Regions from separate parts of the Homo sapiens genome. Here region 2 is linked to region 1. The links are chromatin loops, found by intact Hi-C in ENCODE. Cell type or tissue: Panc1. All regions are shown on one strand. Links, peaks and the distances in the headings refer to the core of each region. The heading gives the core; the rest is flanking DNA.

Evidence for each region. Hi-C counts contacts between places; a loop is a spot of excess contacts. Peaks named below come from ENCODE experiments on the same cell type or tissue, not always from the same donor. Only the 100,000 strongest peaks of a DNase experiment are listed, where the experiment ranks them.
Region 2: it touches region 1 in a loop (4-fold over the local background); 85 of 110 quality-filtered maps call a loop at or near these places.

Annotation. Positions count from the first base shown.
Region 1 is chrX:153,549,920-153,558,187 of GRCh38, reverse strand. It overlaps ATP2B3 (ATPase plasma membrane Ca2+ transporting 3), which reads right to left. Exons shown (of 22, transcript NM_001001344.3): 12 at 7,902-8,143; 13 at 4,919-5,153; 14 at 1,960-2,139; 15 at 1,770-1,857; 16 at 1,165-1,271; 17 at 1-76. Among named protein-coding and RNA genes, the nearest start is that of ATP2B3, 36 kb to the right of the region's middle. In Panc1, for the core only: no CTCF peak of the experiment used is centred there; a DNase peak (open chromatin) is centred at 3,157.
Region 2 is chrX:153,645,011-153,653,381 of GRCh38, reverse strand. DUSP9 (dual specificity phosphatase 9) reads right to left here and starts at 6,179. Exons shown (of 4, transcript NM_001318503.2): 1 at 5,957-6,179; 2 at 5,056-5,463; 3 at 3,695-4,150; 4 at 2,056-3,402. The coding sequence starts at 5,428. The coding sequence ends at 3,077. In Panc1, for the core only: CTCF peaks have their summits at 1,419, 3,333 and 3,535; no DNase peak of the experiment used is centred there; H3K4me3 peaks cover 942 bases.

The sequences.
Region 1 (8,268 bases), core at 1-8,000:
TGACGATGCTGGTGAAGTTGTCATCGGTCAGGATGATGTCGGAGGCCTCCTTGGCCACGTCGGTCCCTGCGATGCCCTGGGGGGGTGACACACACACTCACACAGAGTGTTTGTGGGGGCCCCTTCCCCAGCCCCCCTTGATCACCTGGCCCGCCTGGGCTGGCTCCCTGCTCTCCCCTTCTGAATAACATCCCACCCCGCCCCCCAAAGCCAAGAACAGCACTGTTTTTTGTTGCTTTTTTTTAATGCAACACATTCTTGTACTACAAACAGTAAGTTGTCACATGTCACGGTGGGGGGGGGGGCTTTGCTCATAAACACAGAGGGTGCTGATGACATGGCATCAACACAGCTTTACACATAAAGCCCAGCTGCCACCACGTGGCCACCAAGCAGCGTGGTCTGTTCTTAGCACTCCAGAGAGGCTTGCTGGCTAAGGAGCCCTGGGAAGTCCTGCATGGGGACACCCTGGGCGGGGCGGCTCCTTGCAGAGGAGTCCCTGTCCCATGGAGGCGCAGCTGCAGCTGTGCCAAGCTGCGCAGTCCTCTCCTCTGCCCCAAGCCTGGCCCCGTGAGAGCTGCCACCTCTCGAAGCTTGGGCTGGAGCTCCCTTCTGGGCTACGGGTGCTGGGAAGGACTGGGCTGGGTTCCCTGGGTGACACTCCTTTTCGGTAGGGCAGGGAGAGGGGCTCACCAGGTTGCTGCGTTCAGTGGCTGTGGGGCCACTGAGGGGCCGCAACCAGCCATGTGGGTGGCGTCTGCAGGGCTACCCTGCTCAGTGGGTGAGCAACAGGAAGGAAGTGCAGAGGAAGAGCACATCTGGGGACTCTGCTCACCTCATCTGGGGCTGAGAGTCCATTTAGAGAGGACGGGGGTGGGCAATGCCATCAGTGATGAGCCCCCACCCCCCATTCCCCTTCCTCTCCACAGTATGTCTGGGGCCCACTGTCACCTTGGGCATCACAGCAGATGCCTTTAACCACATGTCCCCCGACTGGCAGAGCCCACGCAGGCCCAAGTGGCCAGGATGTGAAAGAAAGAACCTTCAGGCACTCTGTAACCTGCCCCGACACTGGCTCCCACTTCCTGGTACAAAGCTAATGTCCATGGGACAGATGCAGGCCCCATCTGCCGTGGTGAGCTGGGCGGGCACCAGGTGGCTTACCATGGCGAAGCCCACGTCCGCCTTCTTGAGGGCCGGCCCATCGTTGGTGCCATCCCCTGTCACAGCCACCACCTGCCGCTGCTCACCAGTGGTGCTGTCGATAATCCCTGGAAGACAGATCAGGGCAGGGCAGGGCTGGGGCCATCTGTCACCACAACCCTGTGTAGCCCTGCCCAGGGAGCTATGGGGGTAGGTTGGCTGTGAAAACCCTTTGGGATTACCCCGTCCTGACTGTCCCAATTATCTGTGCTCCCCGTCACCTGGATCATCTCCTATCCCCAAATAAGTAAGCAAATCTCACTGAGTGACAGGGCCAGGGTGGGAGGATAGGGATCTGGTTAGGGCCTGGGGACACAATCCTGGGTCCCTGGCTCTAGACCCACTGCTTCTAGAGACTCACTGTGTGACTTGGAGTGAGTCACTAGCCCTCCCCGAACCCTGGTTCCCTCATGGGCCCCTGCCCTGCTGCTCTGGGCTAATGGGACAAATGGACCCAGCTTCCTAGGCAGGCCCTGGGGACCTGTTTGGGAACCTGGCTTTTGGTGTCAGGAAGCAGACAACCTCGGGCTGGCCACCCCAGGAAAGGGGTGTGGGGGCTCGGCTACCTTTGACCAGTGTGTGCTTGTCGGTGGGAGACGACCGGGCCAGCACCCTCAGCTTGGGCCACACCTTGTCCAGCCGCTCCTGTTCTATCTGGGGAGGGGAAGCACAAGGACGCTGCAGAGCTAAGGCGGGCACGCAGGGGGCTGGGGTGAGGAGAAGGGGGGTCTGGGGTGGCAGACAGCCGGGTGCTACCTCGCCTTTCTCATTGCGGATCCGCCGGTTGAACTCCTTCCCTTCTAGGCACAGGAAGTCCTCCCCGGGCTGGATGATGCCGCATTTGGCTGCGATGGCCCGGGCCGTGTTGATGTTGTCCCCAGTCACCATGCGGACTGTGATGCCAGCACGCTGGCATTTTCGGATAGCTTCAGGGACCTAGAAGAGACAAGAGAGGTGGGCGGGGCCATCGAGGCAAGACGTATTTTGGGTTGAGGCAGTACCCCTTCCTCCATCAGATCTGCAGGTGGCCCAAGGTCCAGCAGAGGTGAGAGTAAAGCCATCCGATTCACGTGCTCAGAACACTTGTGTTAGCCTACAGTTGGGCAAAAGCATTGAACACAAAGCCTATTGTGGAATACAGTGCTGATTATCTCATGTAACTCATTGAATCCTGCACTGAAAGGGAAAAGCATGGGACTCGAAGTAAAGTTTCTGCTGAATGTGCATCACCTTTGCACCAAGTTACAAAATTGTTAAAAGTTGGGGACCACCTGCATCACATTAGATTCTGGAGAAAGAGAAAGAGGTTCCCCAGTGCTGAGTGGAAAGCGAACAGCCTGCAAGGGGTTGAGAGCGGGAAGCCAGGAGACTGGCCGGGAGGTGGTGGCATTGTCCCAGTGGTGGGGGGACAGGGAAGACAGTTCCCAAATGAAGAGGTATGTGGCTCTTCAGGCTCGGGGACAGAGAGACAGGGTCAGGCAGCTGATGCCACTGAGGTAGACGGGCAGGGGGAGAGGAGAAGAGGAGCCAGGTTCAGAGTTTGGGAACCTGAATGAGGAGGTCAAGCCTAGGCAGTGGGGCTTGTGAGCACCGTCGGGTAAGTGTAGAAGCCTAGGTGTGGCCGAGCCGCCAGGCCTGGGGAGCCTGCGGCGGTGGGGAGTAGACACGCAGGAGTGGGAGCCAGGGGTAGGGCAGCCGGGAGACACCAGGGGAGGACATTGACCTGGGAGTCCCTGAATCCTGGCGCCCCCTGAGGCCATGGGCAGGGGGGCTGTGATCTTTGCCAGGGAGACAGCTGGGGGCCCCACTCTAAGCTGTGACAGGGTGATCCAATGGTTCCTGCAGCATATACCACTAAGTGGCCTCACTGCCAGCCTCGGGGACACTTCGTACTCTCTGAGGATCTTGGGGTGCTGGATAACAAGATCACGAGCCACAAGAAGACAATTCTCCTTTGAGCCAGCGAATGCCTGTCCCTGAAAAGTCTGGAAGCCACCCCTCTGCTGCCACCAAGTGGCCGTGACGAGCCTGAAAACCAGCAGCTGCGAACCCAGGCCTCCTCCCTCCTCAGGCCCAGTGTGTGTAGCCCAGTTCCTTCCCCATGGCCCCAAAGGGCCAGGCCAGGCTGTCCTTCCTCGCCTGCTCAGCCCTGCTCCCTGCCTTCTCCCCAAGGCCCCACAGCACAGCAGCCAGCCAGGTGTCTGGAGAAGTTGCCAGTGCCCCCGGCCGGCCCAGCTCCAGCATCAATACCACCCCAGCCACAGGCTTCCTATGGCTCCCCAGGGCCCAGCCTCACGGGCCCTCCTCTGGCTGCAGCCGTGCCGCATCTCCAAGCACCCTGGCGGTTTCAGTGAGGCCCTTGTGTCCTACTGCCTGTTGCCGGCACCCAGGACTTCGCTGGGCCTTCTGTGCGTCCTCCTCAGCCACCACCAGGCTGGCCAGTCTTTGTGGGGGTCTGCCCAGCCTCCGCAGCCTGGCCCTGTCACTGTGGTCTACCCCTTGGACTCTCTCTCAGCCACTCTTAAGCTGGAAAGGAGCTGTCCCTATTCCCCAGGCCCCTCTGGCAAGATTCCTTCCTCTGCTCTGTGCTTCAGTTGCTCCCTGGTCCAACAGAGGGACTCGATGGCTCCTGTCCCCAAGTGTGGCCTTGCTTCGCCTCACCAGCACCCTCTCCTTCTGCTCTCCCAGGCTCAGTGGGGCCCGGGACTCATGCCGCTGCCCGCCTTTGCGGGGCCCATTTCCCTCGCTGGACTTCTGTCCCCTGTCCTCCGCTACCACCCATTTTCTCCCAGGGCAAGCTCGAGGTGCTCCCTCTCTGGGCGCAGTGACCATGTTCTCCTCGGGGCACGGGGCTGCTCTGTTGACATGAGCCATGGCTGGCGTTTAGACGCACTGTCTTTGAATTGAGTGTTTTTGCTACATGATCCAATACATGAATGCCTGTCTCCCGAAGGAGAGCCCAGAAGCTTCTCCTCCCAGGTTGCACCTGCACCCCCAGGGTGGCTCCTACAAAGACAAGTTGTCAGGGTCACAGTGGCCCTGCTTGTGACACAGGTGGGTGCCATGCAGAGGCCCTGGGGAGACAGAGGGGCACCCCATGCCTTGCATTCTCCCTCCGGGGCCGGCCATCCTCCACACTCTCCAGGGTCTGGGATCTTTCAACAACAAAGTGACTTCCCAGTGTCAAGGCCATGGCATCTGCCACGCGGCCCTCGAGGTCCCCTCATCTGGACTCCCCTGGTGGCATCGTCCATATGGGGATATGCTTCTGGGCTCCCTTTCCCGCCAGGACCTTTGCTGTGAGCTCGCCACAGGACGTCCTGACCGTAGAGTAGCCCCAGCCAAACCCTCAACCAATAAACGCCCACCCTGTGCCCCAAACCTGTGTCCCCTCAGGCTTCAGCACCACCTCCAGTCCATCGGTCCTGGGTGGATCAGATCCCAAATGTCGACGGTCTCTCCGCCACTGCCACCTTCTCACCTGGTAGAAGGTGGAGCCTGAGCTGGGCCCATAGGTCAAGCGGGAAGGGCTTTCCAGCAGGCAGGACAGAGCCTTTGTGCGGGTGTCAGGGTGAGAGCACCCAGGACGGGGCTCAAGTGTACTACGGAGGGACCGCAGCAGCTGTGTGTGAAGGAAGGCCGCCCCTACCAGTCCGGACAAGCTCGGGCAGAGGGCACAGTTACCAGGGCAGCTCACAGAGAAGGTGGTGGCTACCTCGGGCCGCACAGGGTCCTCAATGCCCACGACAGCTATGCAGGTGAGGTCACCCACGACCTCATTCTCGTTGTCCCAGTCGGGCTCCTGGCCTGCAGAGAAGTCCCGGTAGGCGATGCAGATGGTGCGGAGGCCATCGCAAGCCATCGGCTCGATGATCTTCCTCACCATGTCGTCCCGGTCCCGAGGCCGAAAGCCCCGGAGTTCGCCATTGCTGTTCAAGATGTTGGTGCACCTAGGCAGGGGGTGGGCAGAGATGAGGTGGAGGTGGGGAGAGAACAACAAGGAACAGCGCTGGTCACACTGGATTGGGGGCTTAGTCAAGGACTGGGGTCCTTATCAGAGAGGAGTGCCCCGTGTGAGAACACAGACACACAGGGAGAAGGGCGTGTGACAACAGGCAGAGATTAGAGAGGGTCAGCTGCAAGCTGAGGAACGCGAGGACTGGCAGCCACCACCAGAAGCTGGAGGATGCAGGATGCATCCTCTCTGAGATGCTTTGGAGGCGCTTCGGCCCTGCCCACGCCCTGCTTTTGGACTTCCGGCCTCCAGAACTGGGGGAGAATCCATTTCTGTTGCTTGAGGGCACCAGGACGCTCATGCACTGCTGCAGGCTGAGAGACCGGGAGGGAGGCAGGAGCATGTGGCTCATGGCAGCTCCACCACAGACTTCATAGGGCAAGCGGGTGGAACCTGGGCAAAAACTGAAGTCTGTGGACAATCGCTATAACCACGTCCAGGCAGCCACAGCCTCAGTAGAGCGCTCATGACTCCAGGAGCTTCTCAAAAGGGACAGGACTTGGGAGGATTCAGGTGGGGAGAGGAGGGAGCAAAGGAGCCGAGGGTCACAGAGGCGGGCATGGTGGAAGAAGCCAGTGGGGCTGTGAGTGCCAGGTGCTGCCACTGCATGGGAGGCTGGTGACGAAGGAAATGATCATAACAGAAGCTGTGTGGACGGAGAGCCTCCTATGGATGTGGATTCACCCACGGAACCCTCACACCCCTCCCCAGAGATAAGTATTCTGTGATCTCCATGCCACCAGGGAAACTGAGGCATGGGAGTAAGGGGGAGTGAAGCTGGGCTGGGCCTTTTGTCCGCAGTGCCTCAGTGTCCCTCAGTGCCCACCAAAAAAGAAGCACAGAAAGAGGGCTGAGGCCCCCACACCAGCAGGGATGGCTCCAGGGAGGAGGTGGTCCTGGCCCTGGCAGTGAGCGCTGCACCTGGCAGAGTTCTGGGAGAGCGCTGTGGGTGGGGCGGCCAGGCAGGGTGCACTTGGTGGTCCAGTCCGCAGAACACAGGAAGGAGCGTGGGCCTGGGCCTTTGGGGAGCCCTGGGCGTCCTGCAGAGGACCTTGCCCTGAGGGCCCTGGGACGGCAGTCATGAGGAGCGAGGTGACTTGTGGACAGAGACGCCAAGGCCAAGGGTGTGGAGTCCGGGAAGGCTGAGTGGGAGTGGGGAAGCCAGGGCATTTGGAGGTGACGCTGTGCACTCTCCCTTACTTTGTTCTAATAGCTTTATTGGGATATAATTCACGCACCACACAGTCCACCCATTTAAAGTAGATAATTCGATGGTTTTTAGTATAGTCACAGAGCTGCACGACCATCACCAGTCTCCAATTCCAGAAAATTTTCATCATCTCTAAGAAAATTTTCATCATCTCTAAGCAACAACAAGAAAATAGATCAACTGGACGTCATCACGATTTAAAACATTTGTGCACCTAAGGACACTATCAAGAGAGTGAAGACAGGCCACAGAATGGGACAGAATGTGTAGAAATCGCATAGCTGATAAGGATCTAGGATCCAGAATACAGAAAAAATGTTACAGCCCAACAATAAAAAGACAAACAACCCAACTCAGCAATGAGCAAAGGGCTAGGACAGACATTTCCCCAAGGAAGACAGGCAAATGGCCAGTCAGCACAGCAAAAGAGGCTCAGCGTTGTTAGTCATCAAGGAAACACAGATCAAAACCACCAGGAGATATTGCCTCACACCCACAAGGATGGCCCCCATCAGCATTGTCACACCAGAAAATAAGTGCTGTTGAAGATGGGGAGAAGGTGGAACCCTCCTATGTCGCTGGTGGGAATGTGAAACGGTGCTGCCCCTGTGGAAAACAGTTTCGTGGACACCACGACCCAGCCATTCCTCTCCTAGATGTCCACGCAAAAGAATTGAAAACATGGGTTCAAACAAAAACTTGTACGTGAATATTCACAGCAGCGTGACTCGTGACAGCCAAAAGGTGGAAACGACTCACGTGCTGGTAGACGTGCTGGTAGACAGATGAAGGGATGGATGGACCAACACAATGCTCTTTAGCATACAATGGATATTACTCAGCCTTAGAAAGAATGGAAGTTCGGGCTGGTGGCAGTGGCTCATTCCTGTAATCCTAGCACTTAGGGAGGCCGGGTGGGTGGATCGCTTGAGCCCAAGACTTCAAGACCACCCTGGGCAACATGAGGAGACCCCAGCTCTACAAAAAATTTGAAAATTCGCTGGGCGTGGTGGCATGCACATGTAATCCCAGCTACGGGGGACACTGACGTAGGAGGATGGCTTGAGGGAAAAAACAAAACAAAACAAAAAAAGAAAGGAAGGTCTAATATCTGAGGGAAACGGAAAAACTTTACACTAAGGAAAGAAGCCAGACACAAAAGGCCACACAGTGTATGAGTCCCTTGATAGGAAATGTCCAGACAGGCAAATCCATACAGACAGGAAGCACATGAGGCTGGGGAGGGGCGTGGGGAGGGCTGCTCATGGGCCTGGGGTTTCTTTCCGGGTTGATGGAGGTGTTTTGGAACTGGGTAGTGGTGACGGTTGCATGATATTGTGAACGTGCTTAATGCCATTCAACTGTACACTGTAAAGTGGTTGAAATGGTGAATTTTACGTTCGGCCTCTTTTACCACGACAATAGAATCAGAAACTCCGTGCGTACCCCGGCACCTCCCTGCTGCTCACTCACTTTTTCAAGAGGATCTCTGAGGCCCCCTTGCTGAAGAGGCGGAAGCCACCGTCGGGCATGCGGATGACTGTGCTCATGGACTTGCGGACCGAGTTGAAGGTGTACACTTTGTAAAGCTTGTCTTCCGGGATCTGCTCGCGCACGGGCTGGAAGTCCCGCTTCAGGTCCAAGACGAAGCCCAGCAGGGCGCACTCCGTCTTATTGCCCACCTGGCGTGGGAGGGCGCCTTCCTTCTCAGGAGGCTGCAAGATGACGAGGGCTAGCAGGCACTGGGGGCCTGAGACCACCCTCCATGCTGCCCCTGGAGCCCCAGCTCTGCCCCCTCGTGGTCACCACATTGTTAGGGTGTGGGCGGCAGGGAGCAGAG
Region 2 (8,371 bases), core at 103-8,102, 95 kb before region 1:
ATTTTCTATAGCGGTGCTTTGAGGCCTGTGTTTAAAGGACATCCCTCCCTCCACAGAGGATTTGTGCTTGCTTCTGCTGGTCACTCTGGAGCAATATGACCTCTGAACCACTTCATTTAAAACTTAAATAGGCCAGGTGCGGTGGCTCATGCCTGTAATCTCAGCACTTTGGGAGGCTGAGGCACTGCACCTGGCCTATTTAAGTTCTATATTGAGACCTTGTTTCTAAAATAAGAAACTTTAAAAATGTATTTTATTTATGTTTTAAACTGCTATTTTTATTGGGCTGTCACAATCTCAGTAAACCCTGTAGGTAAGATAGTCGAATGCAGCTTCAAGACAAATCCAGGAGCCTTCTCCAGCAGCCAGATCACTGTTTCTTGTTTTGTTTTGTTTTGTTTTGTTTGTTTGTTTTGAGACAGGGCCTCACTCTCACTCTCTCATCACTCTGTCACTCTGTCATGCAGGCTGGAGTGCAGTGGCGCAATCCCAGCTTACTGCAACCTCCGCCTCCTGGGTTCAAGTGCTTCTTGTGCCTCAACCTCCCAAGTAGCTGGGATTACAGGCACGTGCCACCATGCCCAGCTCAGTTTTTTTTTTTTTTTTTTTTTTTTGTATTTTTAGTAGAGACAGGGTTTCCCCATGTTGGCCGGGCTGGTCTTGAACTCCTGACCTCAGGTGAGCCTCCCAAAGTACTGGGATTACAGGTGTAAGCCACCGTGCCCGGCTGAATCACTGTTTCTAAGTACCTCTGAGAGAGATTCTGGAGTGTCCACTACTCTATGCCTAGACCACTCTAAAAGAACAGTTCAGCTTGTGGCTATAAGCTCTCAGGGGAGGGGGAACATTTTCCTTTTATTCCACTTCCCCCCAGATCCAAGGTCAAGATCAGCACACACCCTCTTCTTTATTTGGGATATATCTTCCTAGGTCACCTGTTCTAGTAGATTTCTGTGGCTGCTGTAATAAATTACCACAGAGTTAGTGGCTTACAGCAACACAGATTTCACATCTTCCATTTCAGTAGATCAGCCATTCAAAATAGATTTCACTGGACAGAAATCAAGGTGTTGGTGGGGCTGCGTTCCAGTGGAGGGTCCTGGCTCCTGGGCTAACCCCAGAGTGGCTTACTCCGCTGGCCCAGAGGATTCACCTCATTTCTCAGTTCATCACCTTGCTCTTCCTTTCCTACCAGCTCAGCCATTCACGCATATGCCTTTAGATTGTGGGTTCTGGGCCACATTGCTCCAAAGCCTCCACAGCTTTCTCTGGCTGCACTCGCTCCCCGCCACCCTCCAGCTGCCCTTCCCCTCTACTACATGTCCATGGTGGAGAGTCACAGCCTTATAGACCCCACCAGTTATGGTGTGGAGAAGGCACTTGCAGTGTCCCAATATGAGGAGAGGTGCAGTTCACCTCTGTCCCTTTAGGTGGCCCGTTGGTCTCCATGTTCTCCATGGGGCTCTTCTAGTCCCCAGCCTGGGCCTTTGCAGCCCAAATTCCACAGCCAGACAACCACAACACTCACATGTGCCAGTCTGCCCACACCCCTCCCTGTCACTCTCAGGATGCCACCCAGCCGGGGCAGCCCTCAGGAGGCTCCAGGCAGGGCTCGGGGCTGACTTGGCCGGTGTCTCAGGGATCAGTTGTGAGTGCTGGCCCCTCACTTTTCTGCTCTGTCCATGGCAATGAACGTCTACGGCACAACCGCAGTGCTGTGACTGTTGCATTTGTCGTTTCTTCCCCCACTAGAAAGTCTGCTGTGAGCAGGCGGAGCTCACTGCTGCAACCTAGTCCCCAGGACAGTGTGTGGCACAGACTAGGGGTTCAAATGGAGGTGAATGAATGGGCGACTCAGAGCGTGGGCCAGCGGGCAGTGTAAGCACAAGATGGGAAATGATAACATGGGGCAGGGAGTGGGGTGGCACTTGAGTCCCTGGCCAGCCTGGCACATGCCCCTTTCCACCATGGGCAGTCCAGAGAGACCAAGAGGGCCTCCTTCCCCACCTTCCCCCAAACCCTCCAAGGCGCTCAGGAGGTAGCTTCTCTCTCTACTCAGTATCTTAAATAAACTGTTTATTCAGAAGGAACAATTAAAGAAAGCAACTATGATATGGATTACAAAAACAAACAAGCATAGATCCTCTCCAGGCTCCAGGGTGAGACGGCCCCACGCTGCAAAGACTGCCAGCCCTGGGCTGGGTGCATCAGTGGGCTAGCATGTGTGTGTGAGCGCCGACACGTGCGCACACACAAGCACACACACGCACACCCGCCACCCACAGGGGTGTGGACAGAAATGAATGACTGTGTGTGTCTGCAGCTTGGCCCCTTCCCCACCCCCCAAAGTAGCAGCGGCTGTGTGGGCCCCGCAGCAGCAAAAGTGAGGCCTTCTTCTTCCCCTCCCCCTCCGCAGCTCTCGCTCTGAGACCCCATCTCCTCCGGCGGTAGTTTGGCCACCCTCACTCACAAAGAGCCCCAGTGATCCCGTCAAGACATCTGGGGGAAGAGGAAAAAAAAAAAACAAAACAGCCCACCAGATGTGTGGCCGGGAACCTGCCCAGTAGCTCCTAGGCCATGGATGTGGGCGGCCACTGCACTCTGGGTCCCCATCCCCTGGGAGGCCCCAGCCCCGAGAGGCCCAAGCCCTTGGTGGAGAAACAGGGAGGTGACAACACCAGTGATGGCAAACGCCTCTCCCCCAAGCAGCCACTGGGATCCAGTGCAACGAGGTGGCACACACCCTTCCTGAAGGGGGAAGCGCAGGGAGGCGCAGGGCCTAGCCGAGCTGGCTGAGCACCCAGGGCCGGGACCTGGGCCTGGACAACCACCTGGAGAGGGAACCCCCACCCCCATCCCGCAAAGAAAAAGTAACAGTCGCAGAAGAGGCAGGCTCCGAGCGTGGTCCCGCCATAGGCACGTTGATTAGGACGGCAGCCCGCGTGAGGTATTGCGCTCTCCCCCCAGCACCCTGCTCAGGCCGAGCCCTCCTGCCCTCCCCTCCCTTGCCACACGAGTGGGCAGGGACACCCGTGGGTGGGGGTGGGGCAGGGGCCGGCCTGCCGGCCACGGGGCCCTAGGTGGGGGCCAGCTCGAAGGCGCCATCACTGGTGGGGGTGGTGAAGAAGGAGGGCGGGTTGGAGGCCGCAGATGCCTGCCCCCCACTGCCCTGCTCCTGCGAGTGGCGCTCCTCCAGCCGCAAGCTGCGCTCAAAGTCCAGCAACTGCCCCATGAAGTTGAAGTTGGGGGAGATGTTAGACTTCTTCCTCTTGACCAGGTCATAGGCATCGTTGAGAGAGAGGTGGAGCTTCTGCATGAGGTAGGCCACAGTGACGGTGACAGAACGGCTGACCCCCGCCAAGCAGTGGACGAGCACCCCGCAGTTCTGGGACAAGGCCTCATCTAGATGGGGCAGGAAAGGGCCCGGGAGACCCGGAGGGCAGGCGTGTGTGAGGCCGAGGCCTTCCGAAGGGCCCTCAAAGGCCCCGCCCTGCCCCCTGGGCCAGATGGCCACGACCTGCAGGTTTCTCTAGTGGCCTCTGGGGGCCGCCCTAGCTCTGCCTGTCCCCTAGAACTGTCACCTAGGCTTTTGGCTCTGGGAATGGCAGCGGGGCTTGGGAGGAGTACTCACAAGGGGGAGGCCAGAGCAGGCCTTGGGGAGGACAGGAGGGAAGGGTGGGTGGGGTGGACTCACCAATGAACTCAATGGCCTCCGGAAAGAACCGCGACAGGTTCTGGCTCCAGTGGTCGGAGATGGGGATCTGCTTGTAGTGAAAGTCACCATTCTTCTCGAAGAAGTTTGGGAGGTTGGGGGTGACATTGAGGATGTAGCGGATGCCCAGTTTGGCCAGGCTCTCCAAATTGGCGGAATCCCGGGCACTGCCCAGATAGAGGTTGGGCAGGATCTGGACAGGGAAGGATGCCCGCAGCCCCACTGGTGGGGGTGTGGCACCCTCCGAATCCAGGCCACAGCTCATGGAGTCGCGGTCAGCCTCGGATTCCGCATCAGAGCAGTCGGAGCCCAGGCACAGGCTGCCCAACCCCACCACGGGCACTGGACCGGGCACCGGCGCCATGCTGGAGCCGGCACGGCCAGCAAGGCTGGTCTCACACAGGTGAGGGCACTCGGCCTGGAATCTGCTGAAGCCTCCTGTTGGGGAGAGGGCATGGGGCCTGCTGACCTGGCCTTCTGGGCAGCCAAGTGCCTCTGTCTGGGGCTGGGGAGATGACCCTGGACAACTTGGAGGGTTTGCAAATGTTCCCAAAGGGAACACAAAACCCAGCAGCTTGGTGTGTCCTGGTACCCACGTGGGGCCCTAGCCACCCTCAGTCAGCTCGGGCTGCAAGAAGCTGGGCTCACGCTGAGCCACCGGAAAGGATCTTACACCCCTAGGGTCAAGCTGAGGCAGGTGTGAGGGCTCAACAGAGCCGAGATGCACTGCCAGCCTTAGGGAGGACTGCGGCCATCAGCTAAAGAAAAGGAGGAACTCAGATGTCAGCTCTCTGCCTGGGCATCTCCTGACTCTCAGGGATGAAGTGGGACCCCAAGATGTGGGGGAACTTGGGGGAGAATATGGCTCAAGAAGCCAGCATCTCTATTTACAGATACTATTTCCCCGGGCTGGACACCTGACACTTTATATGCTGTTCGGGAGGCTAAGGCAGGAGGATCGCTTGAGCCCAGGAGGCTTCAGTGAGCCGTGATTGCACCAGTGCTGTCTGACCCCTGCCTCCCTTGCTCATTCCTGAGCAGGTTGGGGAGGTGGGGATACCCTTGCCGAGACCCTGGGGAGCCCGCACTTTGTAATTCGTTCTTGAGCATCCTGAGAACTAGCTCAGGTCAGGCTAATTCTCCCCATTTTCCAGGCTCAGAGACTGGGCTGCCGAGGGTGAAGAACTTCCCCACGGTCACACTCAGGCTTCCCTCCTCTCAAAGCAGCCTGGCAGGTCATCAGGGGAGGGGGGCCTCAACTCGCTTTAGAAAAAAAGAAGTGGGGCTGGCCTAAGGTCAAATGAATCCCGAACCCCCTGGAAGGAGGGCCCCGCGGCACCTACCCTGGAGGTAGTAGGCCAGGTAGCCTTCCTCTCGCAGCTTCTGCAGCAGGGTGCCCAGCACCGACTCGGCCTCCCACTCCTCGGCCTCGGCCTCGGCCTCCCCGCGCCGGCGCCGGCCCCCGCCCTGGTCGTACAGGAGCACGGGGGCAGGCGGGGGCGGCTGCAGCGGCGGCCCAGGCAGGAGCGCGCGCACCGACAGGCTGCCCCTCCGCAGGCGGCGCAGCAGGAGCGCCGGCAGGGCCACGCTCAGCGCCCCACCGATGCGCGCCGACTCGTACAGCTCGCGGCTGCGGCAGTCCAGGAGCAGGAGCCGCGGCCGCGGGGGCGACAGCTCCCGACGCAGCCACAGGCACGAGCGGCCCAGACCCTCCATGGGCGATCGGCTCCCTACACGCTGGACCACGGGCGCTGCGAAGAGAGAGAAGGCGCGGTGTGAGCTACCGGAGGGCCGAGGGGGCTCAGACTTGAAGCCGGCCCCGCGTCCTGAAGGCGGGAGCCCAGGGTCCCCCACCATGAGGACTCCCAACAAGGCGCCCCAAGAAACCCCCCAGGCAGCAGCTCGGCCCGGGGAAGGGTCCTCGAGAAGAGGGCTGAGCGGCTAACCGCCCCTTCGAGGCTCATCTTGGGGTACCCTGAGGTCGCAGCCGCCTCCCTCCATACCCCCTTTCTGCTCCTGTCTCGGTCTTCTCGCGAACGCTCCCCAAGTTCGAGCTTCCGACTCTGGCTGGGGGTGTGCGTGCGAGGAGTGCCGTTCGAGGCCTAGATCTCCCCCAGGGCCAGGTGGGCCAGGGGAACAGAGGAGGCGCCGAGGTGCTGGGCCTCAGCGAGTCCTCTCAGAGGTGGTCTGGCCCCCGGTCCCCCATCTCCCCCTACCCCTAGGAGAGAACAAAAGGAAAGAGACCTGGAGCGAGATCCGGCGGTGGACGACCGCGCGTGGACGTTCTGGCCACGGCCACTGCCACGGCGGAACGCGAGGCGCCGTCCCGCGGCAGAGAGTCCCCAGGCCTGGCCGCCAGGAGAGGGCGGGGCGGCGGTGCAGGCTCGCACGTGGAAGCCGAGCCCCGCGCAGCCCGCGCAGCCCGCGCACCGGCCGCTTCCTGGCAGCCGGACCCAGCTTCCACCTTGGAAACTGCCTTCGGACGTGGAGTTACAACTCCGAGGGGCGGGCCGGGGCGGGGCTCCGGGGGCGGGCCCGGCGGGCCGGTGAGCCAACGGGTGCTAGCCGAAGCAGTCGGGTGGGACCTGCGAGTCGGCTGAGCTGGGGCTTCCACCGAGGCGGGACGGGGTCGGGGCAGAGGCCAAGGGCAGGTCAGGGGCCCAGCAGGGGACCAGCTGCGGCTCCCCTGGCCGGCGCCAGCCTGGCCTCGGGAGGCAGGGGGAGGGGTGAGGACCAGAGCCCAGCCCCTCTGCCGCAGAAGCTGCCTCCAGCCCAACTCACAGGGTGATACTGGAGCATCTTCTCCCCTGCCTGGATCTCAGTGGCCCCATCTCTGTAATGGGCTCAGAGCTAGCAGCTTGGGCAAACTTGGGATGCCACCGAAATCACGGAGGGGAGGAGGAGGCAGGACCAGAAACTTAGTGCAGCTTTGGCCCAGAGGTCTGCTGCAGGGCTAGGCAGGCAGGGGTAGCTCCTGGATACCTACCAATACCAGCCCGCTTCACTCGCACAGGACTGGCCAAAAGCACCCAGGAACCCTGAGCTCCCAGCCCTAAACTGGGGCACTCTGCTCTTATCACATTACTGATCCTAAGAGTCACCCGTGGCTCCCCCCTCTGCCTCCTTCCCTTAACCCCCCTTCGGCTAATCAAAGTGGAAAGAACTAGTTTCTACCTAAATATCTCTCACATCCACGCCTCTCTCCCCTGTCCCTTGCCCTAGCCGAGGGCTCAAATTCATCAGCTTTAGGCCAGGTCACTGTCACGTCTTGCACAACAGTCTCCCTGCCTCCGGGCCTGCAACGACCTGCCCTCCACCCTGCCCTGCCCAGCCCTGCCCAACGTCAGAATGCCATCCACTCAACCAAGGCTGGTGGCCTCCATCCTTTCCTCCATGGGCACAACAGGCGGGACAGATCCACAGGCAGCAAGAGCACTGGACAAGGTCTCAGGTGTGGTGAGCACTGAGGCAGGAGACCAGGGTCAGGGGGAGGTGTCCACAATGCTGATCTGGCTAAAAGTCCCTTCTCTGCTTAAAGCTCAACAAAAGCAAATAACAGTGTTGAAGGAAAATGTACGCCAGATAAGATAAAGCTCATACCCAACTAAAAGGTTAAGACCCCTGTAGATAAATGGGCAAAGAACCTGAAAACACTGCATACTGCAGGAAGGAGGGAATGCGGTGGCCTAACAAATATTTGGGGGAAGGTTCAACTTCAGGCGTGGAAGGAAAGCCACTCCAATAAACAAGTAACAATGACCAACGAGGTAACACTTCCCACCTACTGCATTAGAAATGTTCTCATTTTTGAGAACACGCAGTGCTGGCAAGATTGCTGTGAAATCAGCGTGCTGTTCAACTGTTGCAGGGTTATATATTGGTACGGCCCCTTTGGAAATTAATCTGGCAATATCAAGAGCTAGGAAAAAATCCCAACCCTTTGACCACTTTTGGGAATCTAAGGAACTAAAGTAAAAGAAAGCAAAGTTATGCACACGAGGATGGGCACCACAAAGCATTTTTCTAACAAGTGGAAAATGCAAAGCAAACTACGAGTCTAAAGACTCCTCTCAGGAGCCATGGAGTTAGAGGAGAAAATGTCTCAGGTCATGGTTAGGTAAGAGGGCAGGTGACGGAAAGCTAGGTGGGTCACCTCTAAGGGGCTTCCAGTTTGCCTCTCTCCCTCCCTTTCGGGCAGTGGGCTGCTAGCCGGGGACTCCCAGGACCCTGGCACTGGGCTGCTTTCCGGCCACACCCCCCATGTCCCTGCGTCTAACAAGAGTCCTAATTCCTGCATCCAAGGGCTTTGGGCAGCTGGACTGTGCCCTTCCTTCTCTCACCCAGTGGGCAAGGGCCCCAGCCCAGGCCTCCCTCCTATGCCCCCTGCCCAGATTCTGAGATTCTGCTCATTCTTCAGGCCCCCTCCTCCAGGCAGCCTTCCCAACTCGGAGCCAGTAGTCTCCCTCCTCTGTGCTCCCTAGTGTGGTCACTTTCCCCCTTTCTCAGTGTGTTCCTGGGGCAGGGACTTTGTCTTCTGTTTTCTGTCCACAGCCTAGCTCCACAGTGGTGGAGGTGGACACCGGCACCCAGCCTGGGGGCTGCCTCCAGGCCCACTGCAGCTGTGGGTGGGAGCTCAGAGTGGGCAGGGGTTGAAGGCAC